Linked DNA regions of Homo sapiens: region 1 is linked to region 2. A link is a loop called in an ENCODE intact Hi-C map of the cell type or tissue named here. Cell type or tissue: heart right ventricle. All regions are shown on one strand. Links, peaks and the distances in the headings refer to the core of each region. The heading gives the core; the rest is flanking DNA. Region 1 has its middle 43 kb from the start of LINC02384. Region 2 has its middle 50 kb from the start of RAP1B.

Region 1 (5,384 bases), core at 79-5,078, 66 kb before region 2:
TGATACATGCTACAACATGGACGAACCTCAGAAGCATTATGCTAAGTGAAAAAAGTGAGACACAAAAGGTTACCTATTGTATGATGCCATTTATATTAAGTATGCAGCAAAAGTAAATCCACAGAGGCAGAACACAGATTTGTAGATATGAGGCACAGGCGGAAAGGGGGATGGGAAACAACTACTTAACACCTATAGGGTTCCCTTCTGGAGTGATGAATATGTCATGGAACTGGAGGTGACGGTTGCACAGCATTGTGAATGCACTCAATGCCACCAAAATATTCACTTTAAAATGATTAATTTTATGTGCTGTTACTGGTACCTAAATAAATAAATAATTTTTTAAAAAGTATTATGAAAGCCTTTTCACAGAAAGTGGATGTGATCAGCTGCTAGAGTTCAGATATACCTACCTCAAGTTACCAATGAAGGTAGTTTGCATTAAACCACTATGGTACCCACTCCAGTCAGTTTTTAATGCCCAGGCAGTCTGTATTGCTTAATAACACCAGTAACCCCAGTTAGGTGCGGTGCAATCTCCTGCTGATGTCAATACCTTAAACTAGTTGGAGCCCTTATTTTTCCTTCAATTATCTTGTCTTCCCACAGTCCCTCTGAACACTTCCAGCCGTAGCCTGGCTCCAGGAGCCTTTTGGAGGCAAGTTTTCACCCTTGGAGTTGAATCTTTTTTGACTGCAATGTCTCTTTGAAAGTTCTTACATACTATTATATGAAAATATTGCCTTTCCATGCCTTGACTATATAAGCTCCATGAGGTTTGGAACTGTGCTTCTTTTGTTTACCACCTTACCTGGTACATAGTACAACAAAGAAACAGGTTGTTTAGATCTCAACAGACCCAGGGGTTTCCTTATCTGCTATTTTAACTGCTTCTGAGTGTGACATCACTGAAACAAAAAAGTCAGATAGGTAAATTGTCTTTTAATTTTAACTTTGTAATTATCCTGTGTGCATAGGAAAGAAGATTGACTAGAAACTAGCTCATGCTTCTCTTATATCGCCATTCTCCTCCCCAGACAAAATACTACCTTGACCCCTATATCAACTCATGAAACACAGAATCCTTCTCAACCTCTTCCACCTGCAGCTCTTCCATAGGGTGTCTTTATTACTGCCTGAAAGTAAAAACTCTAGGATACTAATTCAATAGTTTAAAAAGTGAGGCCAGGTGCGGTGGCTCACACCTGTGATCCCAGCACTTTGGGAGGCCAAAGAGGGCGGATCACTTGAGGTCAGGAATTTGAGGCCAGCCTGGGCAACATAGCAAAACCCCATCTCTACTAAAAATACAAAAATTCGCCAGACATGGGCATGGTGGTGCACACTTGCAGTCCCAGTTGTCAGAAGGCTGAGGTGGGAGGATGGCTTGACCTGGGAGACAGAGGTTGCAGTGAGCTGTGATTGCACCACTGCACTCCAGCCTGAGCGACACAGCCAGACTTTGTCTCAAAAACTATATGAGGGTGTTTAATCCTTTGTCTTTTCCTAATGCAACGAATTGAGCAATTTGAATTCTGAGTAGAAGCAAACACATGAAAATGTTATTTCACTTTTTATTATTTATTTATTTAAACACCCTATTTCACTTTTTTTCTTTTATTCAAAGTGACTCACTTTTGTCCAGTTACCGACTTTCCAGAAAATATCGCCAGTACTGGAAGCTAAGATTGGACTATTTTACTGCTGTACATAAGCAAAGCCTTAATCTGGCTTTAAGGCTCAAAGAAAGATTCTACAGGTAATAATTACAGACAAATGGTGCCCCCAAAAAAAAGATGTTTTGACACTGCTAAGAATAAGCGTGCGTGGGTGCCTCCTCTGTGTCAAGCACAATACAGGGGAAGAAAACTGATTCACTAGTCAAAGAGTTTTGGGTGTGAATCCCAGCTCAGCCACTAACTATGTGAGCTTGAGAAAATTATTAAACATCTCTGAACATCAGCTTATAAACTTTAAAAATGGAAATAACAGGTACCTCATAGGGTTGTTGTATGCATTAACTATGTTAATGTATTTAAAGACTGCCTGGTACATATTAGTCTCTCAATTAATGGTCATTATCCTCCTAAGCAGGGCTCATCTTATTGAGATGAAATTGTATTGGCTTCTTGTTTACACACACACACACACACACACACACACACACACACACACACACAGAGAGAGAGAGAGAGAGAGAGAGATAAGCATCTCCTCATCTCATTTTCTGGCTTACTTAATAATAAAACTGTCAAAAGAGAAAAGTAAGACAAACTGTATAATGTACAAGAACCGTGGAAACAGTTTCCAAAAACTCTAAATCTGTAAGAATTCTGTTAGGTCAGCAGGTCTGCATCGATTTTACTCATATTTACCAAAGGTTGCTGCCCAATTTTTGCTGCTACTTTTCTTGTCACATCCATATTTTCCTATTACAGATATATTTTATGTTTCAATAACATATATGGGTCCCCACGAGAAACTAAACCAAATGTAATAATGAGCATTGAGGGATATATTTTTCAAACACTGTCTGATTCCTAGGAGGCCCAGAAATTATTTTCGTAACAAAATGAATTTCAATCAACTTGATAACTATTTAGAGAATGCCTACTACATTCAAGACACCAGAGGGATTCAAAGATAAATAAGATACAGTTTGTGTCCTCAAGCAGTTATAATCCAGCAAAAACCTGACATGACCAGCCATGTGCCAGATCTTACTATTCTAACAAACACACTTCATCCCAATGTGGCCTGTTCAATGCATCTCCCAGAAATACTTCAGACAAAATACATTGAAATAAGTATAGGTAATTTTTTAATTCTTTAGACAGATAATCTTGCTCTAAAAAGGTAACAAAACAGGCCAAGCACAGTGGCTCACTGTAATTCCAACACTTTGGGAGGCCAAGGCAGAAGGATCACTTGAGGGCAGCAGTTTTCCACCAGCCTAGGCAACACAGCCAGAACTCAACTCTACAAAAAAAATTTTTTTAATTAACAAGGGGGAAAAAAAAAAAAAGAAAGAAAAAGAAAATTAACCAGGCATAGTGGCACATGCCTGTAGTCCCAGCTACCCAGGAGGCTAAGGTAGGAGTATCATTTGAGTCCAGGAATTCGAGGCTGCAAGTGACCTATGATTAGGCCACTGCATTCCAGCCTGGGCGACAGAGTAAGACTCTGTTTCTTAAAAAATAATAACAATAAAAAAATTTAACAATAAAAGATAACAAAACAAAATACTATCTGAATTATCACTTGTGACTGACGCTGTTGTTTGAATTCACCAGGTAATTCCTCAATTATCCTTTTCTATATAGATATCACTGTTATGTATGAGATCATAGCAGAGAAGCTCTGGCAAGGTAATTTGCAGAATGAAGTATTTCCTATTTTGTACCAAACATGATGACATTTAAGCTACTCAAGGGAAATATATTTTTACACTGTGCGAGATACTCTGTGTTAAGAATTTTTATGTGGTACACTAGGTAAATTCCATGTAAAATAATTTTCCCTAAGAAATAAAATGTTCACAAAGATTCCCTTGTCTGATTTTATTTTAAATCTCAAAAGGTTAATCCAAAATTTGACCTTATAAACAATACCAGCACATAGTAAGCCAAACACTTGCAAAAGAATGTTGTTCTCCAGTGTGCTAAGAACTCTGGGAGTGAGAAGGAATAGGGCATCATTTCCTTTACCTCACTAGGGAACTATTTATAGTCCAGCATTCTAATGAAAACCCTCGTGACCTGGAAAAGTTAATGTGCCTTTCAAAGTGTCTTATTTATATCCAGGGAATAACTCAGGATCACATCCAAGATGTAAACATGTGTTTTTCTCTCTCTCCCTCTCTCTCAGCTCATGCACTTATCTCATTCAATATGAAAGCAAGAAAGAGTTTCAGTCTATATTTATTTTAGTTCTCACTTTACACAGTTGATGATTGAAGATATTGCAGAAGACTAGCGTTTCACTAGAAACATCTTTAGGAAAATGATGGACCAAATTTTGGAGATACTTACAATCTACCAAAAAAAAATAAATCATGGCATTTCTCTTCTTAAAACTTAATGAAATTCAAAGGTTTTATCTGAAGAAAAATCAGTAAAATGGGAAATACAGTCCAAAATAACTTTAAATGTCAGTTATATATACTTATGTTATTTAAATAATAATGTATTATTGACATAAGTGTATATCATAGTTGACAAGTTCTTTTCTTTTCTAGGTGTCCACTTGGGCTTCATTCCCTTCCAGGAGATCCTCCTGACTCTCTTAGACTAGCTTAAATGCCCTTTCGTGTACTCCTTGTCTTAGCAATTCTTGCCTGGCAAGAATTCTGTAAGCTAGGTATAGTTTTGATCACTATTTTACAGGTAAGAAAATTGAGTCCAGAGAAACTGAGCAACGTGTCTAGACAAGATTACGAAGCTGAACCAGGAACCAAACTCCGATTGAATGATTCCAAACCCAATACTCTGGCTGCAGATCTATTGAGTGGACTTGTCTTCCACTTTAACACTGCATTTACCAAACATTAAGAAAGTAGGAAGATAAGCAATTATCTGTTGACTTTGGGTAGTAAATATGGAGCATTGGATAATTATGATAATAAGGTCTTGAGCATTAGTGTGTGCCAAGCACTTGGCTAAGTGTTTATGTTCATTCTTTCATTTCATTCTAACAACATCCAGTGAGATAGAAATGATGAGTATTCCCCTCCACCAATTTTTACAGTTAAAGAACCTGAGGCTCGAGGAAGGTAAATAATTTGCTCAAGGTCACACAACTAAAAGGAGACAGAACCAGGCTCTGTACCCAGGTTGTCTAACTCTGAGTCCACTTGCTTAACCACCATACATATTGCCTAATCCAAGCCCCATCCCACCTCCCGCTTCTCCTTAGATACGTATTTAAGAGGGTAAGTGTAAACTACAAGATGAGGGCTGCCCCTCATTTATCATAATAACTGCTGAATTCTCCCTTTTTTCCTAATATGTATAGGTATATGCTAAGACTTTTTTTCAGACTTGCGTTAGAATTCCGGTCCAGCCACTTACTAGATGAATGACTTTGTTCACATTACTAAATCTCTCTGAAAATACAAGTTGAGTAATTTGCAGTTTCTGTTTCTCCATTTGACAAAAAAAGATGATAGAACCCAACCAGCAGGATGGTTGCACCTAAAGTGAAATCCTGTAATGGAAACTTCCTAGTACAGAGCTTAGTAGGCAGAAGTAATTCGACAAATACCAGACCCATCCCCTTCCCTCCCCTGAATGATAGCTTTAAATGTAGGTATTAATCAAGTACCCACCGGATAAAGAGAAACTTTCATTTACTAACTCAGTCATTCACCTCAAAATATTGTT
Region 2 (5,384 bases), core at 97-5,096:
AAAATAATACAAGACAAACAGCAGCCTCCATGCAGCCCAGCCTCAACTTCCATTTTCTGAACATACGTACATTTCCTCAAATAACAAAGTCATAACCATTGTTATACTTTAAAAACTACCTACCTTCCTCTGTCCTTTCCCTGCTCCCTCCCCTAAAGAGCAATTCAGTGGATGGTTCTATACATCAACTAGGTTTGTGGCACCACTGTAGGTTTACAGTTCAAACTGTTTTTCTAGAGAGAGCTAAGGAAGAGGCTAACAGAAGTTCTCTGGTTAACCTTGTCCTCACTCTTACAGGGCCACCTCCAAGTAGGGCGAGGAGGAGACCCATTAGGCTCTGTGGGAGCCAAGACTGCCTTGTCTGGCAGCCTCAGGTTGGCATTGAGATCTGGATTGTCACTCCCTATGTGGCCTTGGGTACAGTATGGTATTGAAACTCCCTCTGCTTCAGTTTCCTTGTGAATAAAACCTAGATGATACTTACCCTATAGGACTTTCCTATGGATTAAACAAAATTTGTTTAAAAATCAAAGTGTCAGAGATATGGAAGCATCCAAAGAGCAGTAACTACTAGATTATACTAACAAGCTCTACTAGTGAAACTTTCTTCCCTCTCTTAAGTATTTCTCCCATTTCCTGTGATTCAGGACAGTATCAACGGGTCTTTGCTCTCTCTAGGTCACACTGCCTCTTTAGAGTTTCTTCTACCCTGCCCCTCTTTTTTGTCAAAACAACCTATCCTCACATTCCTAGTTCATCTGCTCTCACCATGGGGGTTACCTCCCTTTTCTGTTTTGCATTTTGTCTTTAATAATATATTTATTATGTTCATAGATATATGTTTAATAATATATAATAACCTATATTATATAGGTAATATATAGGTAATATATTATATAGGTAATATATTATATATATGTTATATAATATATAATAACCTATATTATTTATAATAATATAAAATAACCTATATTTTTTAGCTCCTGACAGTTTACAAGCACTATCACAGCCCAGTTCTCACCTGATCCTCCTCATGGTCCCATGAGAGAAGCAGAATGGATATTGTTTTTCTTCATCTTACCTAAAGAAATTGAGGGTCCAAGTGATGAAGGGATTTGCTCAAGGTCATACTGAGAGAGAAAGAGGCAGAGTTCTAGAGCTGAGGATACAACAGGGGGCACCAATGCCTCTGCCGTCAGGGAGCTTTCATTTTAACTACAATACATTTATCAAAAATAAATTAATTATTACATAATAAATCAATGATTTATAATGCCAGGGAGTTATAACTGCTATAGAAAATAACAAAGCCGGATAAGGGGATAAAGAGAAAGTGACTGTATTGAAGTGAATGGGGAGAGTCATTTAGATAGGACATTCAGAGAAAACCTCTTTTGAGCAGTTGAGGAAGTGAGTCATGTGAATATCCATAGACAGGTCATAGCAAGTAGAAGGACCAGCAAGGACAAAGGCCCTGAGGTAGGTGTGTTCTTGGCTTAAAAAATAGCATGTTGAACAGGGTGCCATGACTCATGACTATATTCCCAGCACTTTGGTAGGCTGAGGCAGGAGGATCACTTGACCCCAGGAGTTCAAGACCAGCCTGGGCAACATAGTGAGGCTTTGACTCTACAAAAAAATAAAAATAGCAAATAGAAAAAATTAGCATGCATGGTAATGGGAGGCTGAGATGGGAGGATCATTTGAGCCCATAAGTTCGAGGCTGCAGTGTGCCATGCTCACATCACTGCACTCCAGCCTGGACGGCAGAGCAAGACTCCAACTCAAATAGAAACAAACAAACAAACAAAAGAACAGTATGTCCATTGAGCATTAATTTTACTGATTATGATTAAGTGTTATTTGAAGGAAGCATTCTGTAGTCCAATAACTTTCAGAGCCTCTGGATAAAGCACAGCTTCCAAGCGCGAATAGTCTTAATATATGAATGCACTCTGTGATCTTCTTGAAGGAGCTATAGCGTGCAGCATTGTGCAGTGTTATTCAAGTATGAAAACCTTTTCTCAAGGAGCACCTCAGGGGATTTGTACTGCAAGGAGCACTCTGGAAAATGCTGCACCACACCCTGCTTCTACTGGAAAGAGGAAGTTGGGCTAGGAACTAGAACTTCAGGCACTGCGTAAAGCCAATGGAAGCCACCCTCGGAGACACAAATTGCATCAGGCGGTGGCCAACTCCACTTATCCACAGTGTGAATGTTCAGCCACTCCTGTTTTTTGTCACTATCTGAAACTACTCGTGGCCCCTATTTCCTGTCTGGATCACTGGTGTTTTCCATGACTTAACCCTGGTGAGCTGTTTCCAAGCTCTGCTGACCTTCAGTAGTGTTCTCATTTGGGGAAATGGAAGCAGAAACAGGCACGTATGGCAATCTGCTCAGAGGATGCTCCCCTGCTGACTGGGGGTGGGAACCATAGCGAGGGAAGAGGGGATTTCCATTGCCCTGAATAAAGTGTGGAGCTGGTGGCCTCCCCTGCAGCCTTGAGCAGGAATTCAGCTCAGGCTGTGTCACATGAGCACTGAGCTCCAGGGCCATGGACAAGTCTAGAGGCGATATAGCTGCAGACAGGTGGAGGACACTGCAAGAGGAAGGCTCCCATTTAGCAGGAAAACTGCCAGCTGGGAAGAATGCTGGTGGCTGCCTGAGTTGGGAAGAATTCCCAAGCCCTCTGCAAGCTCAGAAGCCAGGAAATGAATGGGAAGCAGCTGGAGTGGGCCAAGCAAGTCAAGGCAAATGGCCCAGAAGTGAGCAGAAGGGGGCCAGGCCCACCCCCAGGAAACCCAGCAGAGGTCAACTAGGCCTGTGGCACTGGAGGAGGCTAGGAGAGGTGAGCAGCCGGTCTCAAGATTATCACTCTGTGGGCCTGGACAGAATTTTATCAGAAGAGTGCCAAAAGGAGTCATCTGTTGGCTTTAAAAAAAATTAACTGTATAAATAGAGGTTAATTCCAGATGTTGCTTAATCCTAAAATACATAACATTTAAGTGATGGAGTGTAAATACTAAATGAATTATTTCTTTTAGGACTTTCAACGGAATCCTACAAAAGATCTGGCTAAGAGCTTGGCCAAAGACTAACAAATACATCCTGGATAAAATTAAATTTTTGTCCTTGTGATGCCTCATCAGAGGGGTTAAAAACATCAGTTCGGGTCTATGATCTATGCACAATTGAGAACATCTACTGAAAGCAATAAATGCCTAATGCCCCAGGCTAGAATTGGTGAGTATTTTCTCTTCATGTGATGCAATAGATACAATTAACAAAACAAGGCCGGGTGCAGTGGCTCATGCCAGTAATCCCAGCACTTTGGGAGGCTGAGGCAGGAGGATCGCTCGAGCTCAGGAGTTGGAGACAAGCCTGGGCAACATGGCAAAAACCCATCTCCACAAAACATTCAAAAAATTAGCTAGACATAGTGGCGCGTGCCTGTAGTCCCAGCTACTCGGGAGGCTGAGGTGGGAGAATCACTTGAACCCCAGAGGTTGCAGTGAGCCAAGATGGCACCACTGTACTCCAGTCTGCTGACAACATGAGACCCTATCTCAAAAAGAAAAAAAAAAATGCTGGGCACAGTGGCTCACGCCTGTAATCCCAGCACTTTGGGAGGCCGAGGCGGGCGGATCACGAGGTGAGGAGATCCAGACCATCCTGGCTAACACGGTGAAACCACATCTCTACTAAAAATACAAAAAATTAGCCGGGCCTGGTGGCGGGCGCCTGTAGTCCCAGCTATTCAGGAGGCTGAGACAGGAGAACGGCGTGAACCCGGGAGGCAGAGCTTGCAATGAGCCGAGATCACGCCACTGCGCTCCAGCCTGGGGGACAGAGCGAGACTCCCTCTCAAAAAAAAAAAAAAAAAAAAAAACAAGAACTATTGTAACTTTTATTATGTGTTGAGGGCTTGCCGAGTGCCAGAAATTTTACACACAGCCTTTTTAATGGTTACAATAAGCTAGTATTACTATACCCATTTTATAGATGAAGAAACTGAGGTTCAGAAAGATTAAGGAATTTGTTCAATGCCACGAGGCTAATTACGTGATTGGTTTGGAATGCAGACCCAGATCACTCTGACCTGAAAGTCAAACGCGTTTTTCCTATTACACGCTGTTATCACATAGCACCAGAAGATAATTAGAACTCAGAAGTCGAAGTTTAAGAAATCACAAAATGCCATCCTACGACACTCGTCCACTCACTAATGATTTATAAAATAAATTGTTTTAGTATCTTCTTTATCAGACATTGGGAAGATCAATAAATATTTGCATGGTGCTTTGAGAGAATTAGAAAGCAAATGCTAGATTTTTGTTGCTGTTGTTGTTTTTTAAAGAATGTTTTATGCCATGAGATAGATCAGGCATAAACCTGGACTGGTTCAGCTGCTCTAGGTCACCCGAGTTGTCGTAGCTTTGCACCCTTATGTGAAGCAGCTGGGTTAGAGCTTCCTCCATGACATTAAAGGCAATCAGAGTCGTAGGTAGTACTTCACCAGCTTCTGAGAAACTTGGTATTCTTGTTCATTCTTCCCTGCTCCTCAAACTGCTCTTTAATTCTGAAGACCCTTTCAGAAGAATGTAAAAATGTAATCAAGAAACAATCAAATTGGACTTCGCAGGGTCTACGTGAAATTCTCATGGATCCTCATATACTTAATCCCTTAAGTGATCCCTTTTTTCTTCTCCCTCCGACACATCTTCCCAGAGCCAAGCCACTGGCATTCTTAACTAAAGATGAACTCAATCCTTTCTGTTTAATTTGCTTTTATTTTAATAAAGTATTAAATTGTTCAATTCATAAGCCTATTACTGTGTGCCAGCCACATATTTCCAGAAAAAAAGGGAGGGGGGAATTGGTTCCAACAAAACTGTCATTGGTGTTGCTTATTCATTTTGTTTTTATTGACAAGGTCATGCATTTATACATTTTTCATCTGCATACCATTGCAATACACAGCCAGGGCTGAAAATAGTACCTAAACTCTTGACCACAATGATAGCTTTAATAGCATGTAATTCATATAATCCCTCAAAGTTGCCTAGGTAATCTAACTTTAGTTAATAAGAGGTATCTGTGTAAAAACACCAAGGAGAAAATATGCTTTATTTTCGTCAGTATAAATATACACACTGATATTCATCATCATATCTTAGAAATAATAAAGTATTGTAAAACACTTTTCAATAGTTTTTACTAACAACCTCCATACTATACCCATGATTGAAAATATCTACAACCAAAAGAGAAATTGAGGGACAAAATTAATTAATTTACATAAAACCACCAAGAAAGTTAAAAGTATGCAGTCTGTAATCTAGATCAATTTAAGTTCAACATTAAAGCTTCTGCATAAAAATTC

Evidence for each region. Hi-C counts contacts between places; a loop is a spot of excess contacts. Peaks named below come from ENCODE experiments on the same cell type or tissue, not always from the same donor. Only the 100,000 strongest peaks of a DNase experiment are listed, where the experiment ranks them.
Region 1: it touches region 2 in a loop (2.0-fold over the local background); 1 of 110 quality-filtered maps calls a loop at or near these places.

What each region holds. Positions count from the first base shown.
Region 1 is chr12:68,492,127-68,497,510 of GRCh38, forward strand. No RefSeq gene overlaps it. Among named protein-coding and RNA genes, the nearest start is that of LINC02384, 43 kb to the left of the region's middle. In heart right ventricle, for the core only: no CTCF peak of the experiment used is centred there; no DNase peak of the experiment used is centred there; H3K27ac peaks cover 1,619 bases.
Region 2 is chr12:68,557,983-68,563,366 of GRCh38, forward strand. No RefSeq gene overlaps it. Among named protein-coding and RNA genes, the nearest start is that of RAP1B, 50 kb to the right of the region's middle. In heart right ventricle, for the core only: no CTCF peak of the experiment used is centred there; a DNase peak (open chromatin) is centred at 2,169; H3K27ac peaks cover 1,303 bases.